Linked DNA regions of Homo sapiens: region 2 is linked to region 1. A link is a loop called in an ENCODE intact Hi-C map of the cell type or tissue named here. Cell type or tissue: gastrocnemius medialis. All regions are shown on one strand. Links, peaks and the distances in the headings refer to the core of each region. The heading gives the core; the rest is flanking DNA.

Region 1 (5,374 bases), core at 78-5,077:
CTAATTTTTCTAACCTCAAACTCTTTGCCAATTGTCCAAACATTTTTCAGCATTTTCATTCACACAGATCATGAATGGAAGAGAGACACTACACAAGGAGAAAAGTCATCATCATATAACCATAATAATAACAAACCCCTCTATCCAAAGAGAGACAACAGCAGATAAGGCATTCATGAAAAAAGAACATAATGCCATAAAAAAGGAACATGAAGCACAAGAAGAGGTCTTGGAGAACAAAAACACAAGAGCAGAAATAACAAATTCAGTAGGAGGTTTGAGAGCCAAAGTTGAGGAAATCTCTCAAGAATATACAGTGCAATAAATCACTGAAACCAGGAGACAAATGACAGGAAAATTGGAGGACTAGTGCAAGAGCTCTAATAATCTACTACTCAAATCATAGGCATTCTAGAAACAGAGGGAACATGGTAGGGAGGAAATGTCAATAAAATAAGAGAAGAAAACTTCCTAAAAGTAAAAGACATGAATCTCGAGATTGAAAAGACCCCACAAGTGCTTACCTAGCACAGCAGATAAGCCACACGTCCAGATTTCCATCAGGGCAGGTCAAGGGAAATTTCAGGACATTGGTAGGATAGAGAAAGTCTACAAACTTTCTACAAATCAGAACAGCTTTAAACGTCTCAACAGTAATCCTGGAAGCAAGAAGACAGTGGAGCAATGTCCTTAAAATTTGGAAGGAAATGTATTCCTAACCTAGAGTTCTATGTGAAGCCAAAATATAAAAATATCCTTAGATATGCAAGGTCTCGAGAAATTTGCCTCCCACCCACCCATTCACAGGAAACTACTAGAGGATGTGCTTCCCCATAATGGGAGAGTCCAGCTCGAAGTGAAGTTTGAGTGACAGGGAAGGGAGGGCCCAGGACGCCAGTTTGGGAATGCCAGAAGTTTCCAGGAGAGACTTCAAGATATCAAATTGATATCTTGATGTGAATGAAAATACTGAAAAAGGTTTGGACAACTGGCAAAGAGTTTGAGGTTAGAAAAATTAGTGATCATACACAGAAGAGTAAACACATGAAGAAATCATAACAGTCGTAACATTGAATACCAATCTCATCAAAATGATGGCACATCTATTTAGGGAGGATGGGAGGGATGGAAGTTTAGGGTTAAGGGGTAGGGGAGGACAGAGATTTAAAACTGCATCTCCTATACCAAAGAGGCAATGGATAATGCCTAAAACTGAAAAATATACATAGCATTGCAAGCATGTTTTGTAGCAATAGAAGCCAAATGGCAGAGTGGTCAGCTGAGGGCATTGAAAGTTGTTATTTCTGGAGAAGAGGAAGTGGAGGGGGGGAAGGGCTGGAGAGAGCAGCTTGAATGAACCAGCCTCCTAAACCAGATGACTCTCTAAACTAGGCACACTTGGGTAACTGGTAAAACTGGATAATTAAAAACAATACAATTAAAGTATATGAAAAACTGGTAAATGTGAATAAGGTCTGTTTCTGAGTTAATAACATTGCACCAATGTCAATTTCCTGATTTTGACAAAGGGTGCGTAGGAATTCTCCAAACTATTTTTGCAACTTTGTGTGAGTCTTAAATGATTTTGAATTAAAAGGCTATGTAAATAACACAACAAGCATAACTACAATAGGAGAATGTGCTGTGCCTAAAGCCACACCTAACAGAGTAAAGGGCTTTGCTGGCCACGTCTGCCCAGGTCCTGGGTGGTGGGCCCAGGTGCCTCTGGCCTCCCAGGTACATCTAGACACGGTCAGACGGGGTTAATTGAAGAAACTGTCTGTCTCCAAGCCTCAGCTGAAGGCCAACATTGCTAACTCCTAGAGAGGGCAGTGCGCAGAGGCTGAGCTATTCCTCTCCAGCAGTTTTGTGCAGAGCTGTGGAGGAGAAAACAAAAATTAAACCATAAGCATGCTGCTGACAGTGTCCTTTTAAAAGGAAATAAACACCTGCCAGTCACTGCCTGGGGAAAATGAGCCTTAATCATGCGGTCGGGTGGCGTCTGGCCATCCCATTCTGCTCACATTCTCAGGGGAAGCTTGCGGGGCTCTGCAGCTGTGGGCGGTGGCCTCCATCAGGGGGCAGGGCAGGAGGGAGGTGGGCCAGGGCCAAGAAGCTGAGCGGCGCCAGCCTAGAAATTTCATCCACAGCCTCGTGGGACAGATGAGCAAACAGTGGGAAGGAGGCCCAGAGAGAACTTGAAGATGTGGAGTCAGGCTGATCTGCATTTAAACATTAGGACAACCTGATCCCAAATTACTTCAAACTGCATGGCCTCAGGCAAGAACCTCACACTTCCTGAGCCTCATTTTCTTCTCCTGAATATGGATGTTCCGTGTGAAGATTGGAAAATACTCCAGCACATTGCCAATCTACACGTGAAGAACAGTGGCCCAGAGGTATTGAGCAGCTTGCCTGGGATCACACAGCTGGCGAGGGGGGAAGCCAGGATAGGAACCGTGTTGGGAAGGGTTCAGAGTATGGCTCCACCCAAACCAAACCCTTTCCAGTCTTTGCCACTATCCCATGGTGTGCAGTTGGGGATTCGCAGATATTTACTGAGCACCTACTATGCACAGGCAGTGTTCTAGAAGCAGAAGTTGCAGCAGTAAGCAACACAGCCCCATGCCTTTAAGAAGTGGCATTCCAGTGGGGGAGGTAACTGTAGACAGAGACAGGAGACACCATGAGCCTGATGTTACAGGTGAGAGGTCAGCTGTCGAGGTATGTTGAGTACCTTGAGAATGTGTGTTGCCCACTGAAGGTGCCATACTGTCCCATCAAGGGCCCTGAGCCAGTTCCTCCATGCGGGCTGCAGGGTGTGAGTAATGAGGTGTGGATTTCAGCGTCCTGACTCCTGGAATGTGAGTGGAAAAGGCCAGTCTTAGTGGTTAGCTCAAAGATAGTCTCTGACCACGCTTAGGGCACTGGGATAATGAGCCTACACCTCTTCTTCCCAGACGCCCAAAGAGCTTCAGGGGCCTCAGGCACCACTCCTTAGACACCCATGGCTAGCTGCCCCATGGGGTCCTGATTCCTGTGAGGCTACAGGGGCCCAGGCAGGGGCACTGGACTAGGGATCTAGCCCGTGTTGTGCTGCCCACTTGCTGTGTGACAAAGGGTGAGTCCTTGCCCTCTCTGAACCTCTATGTCCTCACCTGAACAACTTGGGGGCTGGATTTAAGAAAGGCAGCTCTGGTTTGCACATTTTGACATCTTCAAACCCTCAAGCGTTTGGGGAAGCATTCCTTTATTCAGCATCCTGGAATGCTCCCTATGTATCTGGTGCTCAGTTACAACGAGGAACAACACAGATGTGGCCGCTCACTTCATGGAGCTTACAGGACACTTAAAAGAAGCAGCCGTATCTGGCATGAAGCTGATCATGATATGCCTATGAAGGAAGAGCGTAGGGGGCACCTCTGGATCACTTCCTGTTGGTGGAGTGTATGAGGCTGGGTGACTGTAGATTATAGCATGGTGGATAGAACATAGGGCCAAGGAGGAAGGCCTGGGGGGTCAGTGGGCAACCATTTGGGTCTGCAAGGGCAAGCTGGTGCTTGTGTGCCAGGACCGCAAACCAGGAGCCAGGGCTGGAGCTCCTCCAGCCCAGTGAGGTTCAAGGGAAGGGGGAGGGCAGTGGCTTCTTGTCACCATTTAGACACTGGGACCTAAGAAAATGGCTGAGTGAACTGTGTCACTCAGTTTCTGAGGCCTGCTTTCCAAGTTTATAAAACAGGCCTGATGGCATGGGTGATTAAATGACATGATACGTGAGTTACCTGCCATCAGTCAGCCCCAGTGTCCACTTCAGACCCTCTTTCAATCTACTCTCCACGGTATCAGGAGAATGAGCTTTTTGAAAACACAGACCCATCGTGCCACCCCTCTATTCACACGCTTGCCATCATAACCAGGAGAAAGTCCAGCCTCCTCACCATGGCCTAGAGGGGTCACTTTGGCTGCTGTGCTGTTTCTTGAATATGCCAAGCACACTCCAGCCTCAAAGTCTTCACACTTGCTGTTCCATCTGCCTACATTATTCCCTCCACTAGTTTACATCTTGTAAACTCCTACTTATTTGTTAAGCCTCAGCTTAAATGATACTTCCCAAGGGAAGCTCCCGTCAGGCTGAATTTGGGCCCTTGTTTGTAACAACTATAAAATCATATACTTTTTCTTCAAATCCCATATTTATTCTTGCAGTTATATGTTTAATGTGTGTCTGCCCCACCAGACTGTAAGTTCTTAGCAAACAGGGACCCTCTGCTTTGTTCATGATCATGTCTCTAGTGCCTGGTACCATGCCTTGTACATGGTAGGTGCTCAATTGTTCTTAATAAATAGTTTGTGATAGAAGGATTATATGAATGATTGAATGTCTATCACTTTACTTCAAGTTTCCCCTGGGACCAAGGCTCTGGATTGACTTCAGCAATTCTTGGCACTACCCACATTTGAAGTAGCAACCTGGACTAAGACTTCAGCACCCATGCCCCTATTCCCAGCTCTATGGGAATCTTCCAGTGAATTCTGGAAGTCATTAAACCTCTCTGGTTCTTAAGTTCCCACGTCTATAAAATGAGGAAAGAAAGCTCCTCCTCTGGTTTCCCAAAGAGTCTGGGAGGAGGAACGGCAGCAGCGCATCTGCAAAGTGCTGAGCCTCTGCAGGGGAGTGGCTGGCCTTGGTCTGCTGTACAGGGTGACACGCATAATATCCAAAAATTGGAAACCAAGGCTGTCTCTGGTTATCCTCCATGGGAGTCTGCAGTACAGGAGAGGGATTTGAAGAAGAGGATCTGTCTCCCAAGTTCACCTCACAAGATCATGGAGTCCAGTGCCATAATGGAGGGAGAATTTGGGGGAAGTTTTGGGAGGAGGTGAATATATTTTGCACGTGGAAAAATTATGGTCAAATGGAGGTTCTGTGGTGGATGAACAATGAAATCCTTTGTAGCATTTCACATTGAGGGCAAGAGTCCCTGTCACCTCTTGACCTCTACAAGAGGTCTCACAGCTCCCACTCTTGCTGTCTTGGAATCTAGCTGCCACATAAGGAAGCCCAAGCTAACTCCCTGGAGAAGCCACCTGGAGGTAAACTGAGGCACCTGATTGGCAGCCCCATCCCCATTGCTAGACTTGTGAGTGAGGCCATCTGGGACCAGCCAGCCCCTAGCTGACCTTGCCTCTTCCTTAAAACTGGTCCAGCCAACACCACACAAAGAGGATTCATCCCAGCGGAACCTTGCCCACATAGCCAAACCTTAGAGCCATGAGCAGTCAGTGATGGTTGTTTTAAGCCACTCAGTTCTGGGGTGGCTTGTTTTGCCCCAATATATAATTGAGGCAGCTGTCTGTGTGTCCATTTGTCTCT
Region 2 (5,374 bases), core at 160-5,159, 66 kb after region 1:
ACCAGCCGTGGGTCTCAGGCAAGCCACTCCCCTCTCCAGGCCTCAGTTTTCTCATCTATAAACAGGGCCCACCATTTCCTACAGTCTCACACTAGCCACCCCACATGGCACCTGAGGGCATCTGAGTTTGAGATCCCTGGACTAACTGGTCTCAAAGGTGCCATAAAGCGAGTCTCTGGGTTTCTGTGGCTCTGGATCATGGGACAGGCAAGAGAGAGATGACTGGGCTGGGCTGAGAGGCCAGGTACTGCAGGCAACTGATCCAGTGCAGGCCACTCACCCAGGGTCTTCCTTCCCCAGTCCAGATTCGCGGCATCTCCCACCTGCATTTTGCCCCGGCCTCCTCCTGCTCTCTCCGCCCCCAGCACCTCCTGCTCTAGTCTGTGCTGTCTCATCAGGGTTCCTCTTAAAAAACTCAGATTGGATTCTGCTATTCTGTTGCTGGACAGCACCACCTATTTGCCCTAACTCCTTACTTGGCATTCAAGGCCCCTCCCAAGCCAGCCCCTGCCTACCTTCCTGGCCTTATCTCCCATTTCCCCTCACCCTCACCCTCAACTTCCTTAGTGCCACCCGGCCCATGAAGCCCCATCCTGTGTGGTGGCCATACCTTTGCATACACTAATCCCCCCACCTGGAATTCCTTCTCAGCCTTCTCCACTCAGAAAAGCCTTCAAGGCCTTGTCCCACGTTGCCTCCTCTGGGAAGCTGTCCCTGACTGTCCCTGGGTGGAGGCAGAGGCATACCTCAGCTAGAACAAGTGCCAGGTGATAGTGGAGTTAGGTGTGTAAGCTCCTCCTCCTAAACAATGAGCACCTAATAGAGGCCACAGCTTGAGCAGCAGGGCAGTAGCCCTGCCCTGGTCACCTTTTGTCTTCAGAGCCCAGAAAGGAGGCTGGACATAGTGAGCAGGTGGTCAGTACACCTTTGCTGTAGGAATAAACAACAAATAATGTGTTAGGCATTGCCCCACTCCACCTAACTCATTTAAAGTTCAAGAGGCAGGAAGATGTACACAGGTGAAGCCCCACACTGCGGAACAGTGATTCCCTTCTTCCCCTATTTGCAGAAGTCTAACCATTTACAAAGCACCTTGCAGCCCTCCCCAGCGAGCCCCTGCAAATAGTGCAGACCTCTCATTTATTATCTCTATGTTGCAAAGGAGGCCCAGAGAAGCAGAGACTGGCCAGAGGCCCCTGACTGGAGGTGGTGGAGTTCTACACAAGCCATGGCCTCCCTGGAGACACTGCTCCCTGCTGCTTGTCCAGCTGCAGGCTGCCTCCCTCCCTCCCTCTCAGGGTGGCTGCGGGCCTCTGTCTTTCTCTTGTCACGCAATGTGTATTTGAATCCATCTGGTTGCTTCTCTGAGTCTCTCTTTGTCTTCTTGTGTTTCTCTCTTACCTCAATTATTTATATTTCTGTCTCCAGCTCTCCGGGCTCCCACTCTTCTTCTGTGTGTTGGCCTTTGCCTTCTCTCTCTCTCTTTCTCTTTCTTTCTCTGTCTCCCTCTCTGTCTCTATCTGTTCCTTTCCCTCCATTTATCTTTTTCCTTCGCCTGAGCCTGTCTCTGTCCACCCTTCCCTCCATAATTAGCCTCACTTCTAGCTTTTACTCTTGGGCCCACTCTCGGGTGGGGGTGGGCAGGGGACAAGGAGGGAACATCTTTCCAGCATGCAGAAAATGGACCAATTAAAGCCACAATGCTGCTCAGGCAACTGAACAAGAAGGAAGCAAAAATAGCCCCAGGCGGGTCGAGCTGGAAAGAGGCACAGAGAAAAAGACAGAACGGGCGAAATGAATGCAGAGGCCAAAGTCACAGTCGGGCCATCGAGGGGGAAGCTCCTTCCCACCCATATCTGGAAGCTGGACTCCGGCTGCAGCATGGCAGGGTGGACCTGCCTCATCCTCAACCCTGGCCCAACCCTTTATCTCACCTGAGGACACCCTGGAGCCTGCCAGACCTCTCTGGAATCCCAGAGGTCCTGAGCTTCCTCCCAAGTTGACGCCCACCTCCTATCTCTGGACCCCTTCCCACCAAGTGGCCCAGGGGTGCTGGGAGAGGCATCCACCCCACCCTGTCTAAGCCTGGCTTTCATCCATCCTCAGGTCCCCAGGAATCCAAGGCCTGCTCTATACGGGATACTCGAGGGTTGTAGACAGAATGGTGAGGCAATGGTATGCTTAGCAAATGCCATCCCCCACCCAAGGAGCTCACAGGCTGTGGGGAAAACCAAGCAAAGAAACAGGCAGAAAAAACACACCTCGCCACACTAAGCACAGCCTGGGGAGTCCAGAAAGGGGGCTCAAGGAATTGATATCTGCCCCCAGCCTGCAGAGCCTGCAAGGGGAGCCTGCGCAGAGTAGGCAGTGAGGGCTGGAGATGAGCCTGATCAGAGGAAAACACAGGGAGCCCTCAGGAAAATGAGAGAACTCCCATGAGGCCACGGAGGAGTTGGGGGAGAAGAATGTGAGGGCTGCGCTTTGTCCAGGACAAGGTCTTGGAAGTTATTCTCAGAGCACTGGGGAGCCAGGAAGGGTTTTATGCAGGGGAGGGCAACATGATGTGCTCCTTTTTCTTGTTTGTTTGTTTGAGACAAGGTCTCACTCTGTGTTGCAGGCTGGAGTGCAGTCATGTGACCGTCACCTCACTGTAGCCTCAACCTCCCTGGGCTCAGGCGATCCTCCCAACTCAGCCTCTGGAGTAGCTGGGACTACAGGTGCACACCACCATGCCCGGCTAATTTTTGTATTTTTTTGTAGAGCCAGTTTCACCATGTTGCCCAGGTTGGTCTCGAACTCCTGGGCTCATGTGATCCACCCACCTTGGCTTCTCAAAGTGCTGGGATTACGGGTGTGAGCCATCACACCCGGCCATAATATGTTCCTTTATGGAGATTCCACTGCCTGCAGGGAGGGGAAGATGGATGAGGCTAAAGCAAGGAGAGCAGGCCGGATGCTACTGCAAAGCACTGGGGAAGAGCCAATGGGCCCTAAAATGGCAGTGGCTGTGAGATGGAGGGAATGCAGGATATGGGAGATGAGGTAAGGTGAGGTCGGGGAACCCAGCCAGAGTGACTAGGCCCCTCCTCAGCTGGAACCACTTCAGTACATAGGAATGGCTCACAGACTTTGAGCCATCTGAGGGCAGATTTCCATCCTTTTTGTACCCAGCCCACAGCCTGTGGCCTGGAACATATTAATGCTAAAAATATTTGTTAGATGAGTGAGTTACTCAATCCATCATTCCCCAGCTGGCCTCCAAGGCCAGGGCTGTGACCTGGCCCAGTTCCTCCCTGGCTTTCTCCCCAGCCCTCTTTCACGTCCTACTCCCTGCCCTCCAGCAGGCTGGATTCCCTGAAATTGCCTGGATTCATTCCATTTCTCTGCCTGGCTCATTTGATTGTGTCCTAGAACACTCTCCTCTCATTTTCACATGCCCAAGTCCTACCCACTCGTCAAGATCCAGTTCCAGTGCCCCCTCCTACATGCAGCCCTACCTTCCTCTCTTCCCTCCAGGTGCTCAGAGCACATGACCTGGGCCTCTCTTATGGCAGGGGCCACAGTGGGCCTCCTGTATTGTTCTCCACGCCTATGCTAGAATCCCTGTATACACTCAGAGCAGCTTTAGGGCAGAAATCTGGGTCTGATTCTACAGTCTTCAGGACAGGCCTGCCCCAGAGAGAGGTCTCCATGAAGACTTAATAGAAGAAGGAAGGAAGGGAGGGAGGGGAGGGGAGAGTAGACGTGTCTGTGCTGGCCATGTGTGTCAGCCAGGGGGCGAGGGAGGCTTGAATTGCTTTAGCTTCTGATGCATAAGCCATTCCTCCATCAGCTCTGCCACTCCCTGCTTGGGTGTGCCCACAATGTGGTTCTGGTTTTCTGAGCCTGATCTATACCTTACACCAAACCTGACATTAACATCAGAAATCCTGATTTTCTTCTTTCGCTAAAACCCACTGCGACTTCAACCTCACTGTTTCTGCTAGTCACAGAAATATATGGATGGATGGATGGATGGATGGACAGATGGATGAATAGATGGACAGATGGATGGCTGAATGGATGGACAGATGGATGGATAGATGGATGGATGGAAGGATGGATGGATGGATGGATGGATGGATGGATGGATGGATGGAGAATTGGTTGAATGGATGGAGTGAATGACCAAATTAATGACTAAGAGGAAATCATCCAAGAACTATGAATGATGGACCATAGGTGATGGGCTACCAGAATTTGGTGAACCTCAGTCAAATTCTGGCTATGTGTTCATTTATTCACCTGGCATTAATGGAGCACCTGCCATGTGTAAAACATTATGGTAGACCCCAGGAATCTAAACGTGGTCCCTGTCCCCATACAGCTTATAGTCTAGTGAAGGAGTCAGACAAAAAAACTGAGGAATTACCAAGATAATATAATGGGATAAAAAATATGACAGAGAACATGTGGGAAGCTGCCTGGAGCATCACTCATTCCAGAGCATCTGGGAAGGCTTCCTGGAAGAAGCGACATCTAAACTGTGAAAGGCAGGACTGATGAGTACAGGGTAGGGAGTGTGAATGAGGCTGGCAGAGGGAACAGTGTGTGTAAAGGGCAAGGAGCAAAGTTCAATCAGGGGCACGGAGCACTGGGGACAGTAGATGAAGCAGAAGAGGAAGACAGGAGCCAGATCTTTCAGGCCCTCGTGGGCTCCAAAGGAGTTCAGGCTCTGTCCTAAAACAGGAGGAATCCCTTGCAAGGTGTCAAACATGAATGCAGGAAGACTATTAATTGGAAAATGTGTATCAAAATTTCTTCTGTTAAGCAGAAAGATTATTTTCTTCTGGTGTTTTCCCATAAATAACACTGTGCTACATCTATAAATCACCTGGGAAATTTAAAAGCAGGAAACCTTGTACTGCTTTTCTTGGCGATGAAAAACCAAGAAAATGAAAACAGAATTAACCTCTTAGCCTGAAATGTAACGTTTCTCATTGACCAAGTTGAAATTGTCCTATTTCCTTTTTCATTAAAATATGACTCCATTTCATATTTATAACCCATAAGGTTAAAAGTTCAGAAATCAAAGCCCATGTCTGTTAAAATAATACTATGCTTCATTGAAAAAAAATAACCAGAATGCCAAAGTTTGTTCTTTTGGTTAAATAATACATTTTCTAGCATGGCTATGTCTCAGAAACAGTTCTCAAGTGTTCACAATAGCTATAATGAGCCTATTGGAGGAGGTATAGTTCACATGTTAAATAAATAACTACATCAAATAGCTTAGGGAAACACAGTTTTAAAATTACCGTTTGATTTTCTGATGTGGCTACAAAAGTAAACTGAAAAAACAGAAGAAATCACTGTTTTAAGATATAGCAGATTC

The links. Peaks named below come from ENCODE experiments on the same cell type or tissue, not always from the same donor. Only the 100,000 strongest peaks of a DNase experiment are listed, where the experiment ranks them.
Region 2: it touches region 1 in a loop (10-fold over the local background); 19 of 110 quality-filtered maps call a loop at or near these places.

What each region holds. Positions count from the first base shown.
Region 1 is chr11:45,019,888-45,025,261 of GRCh38, forward strand. The region is part of intron 1 of LOC105376650 (a long non-coding RNA gene); the gene reads left to right. Among named protein-coding and RNA genes, the nearest start is that of LINC02685, 49 kb to the left of the region's middle. In gastrocnemius medialis, for the core only: no CTCF peak of the experiment used is centred there; DNase peaks (open chromatin) are centred at 1,291, 2,094 and 2,784; H3K27ac peaks cover 2,306 bases.
Region 2 is chr11:45,086,241-45,091,614 of GRCh38, forward strand. No RefSeq gene overlaps it. Among named protein-coding and RNA genes, the nearest start is that of PRDM11, 58 kb to the right of the region's middle. RefSeq lists an enhancer at 1,026-1,762. In gastrocnemius medialis, for the core only: no CTCF peak of the experiment used is centred there; a DNase peak (open chromatin) is centred at 3,231; H3K27ac peaks cover 3,047 bases.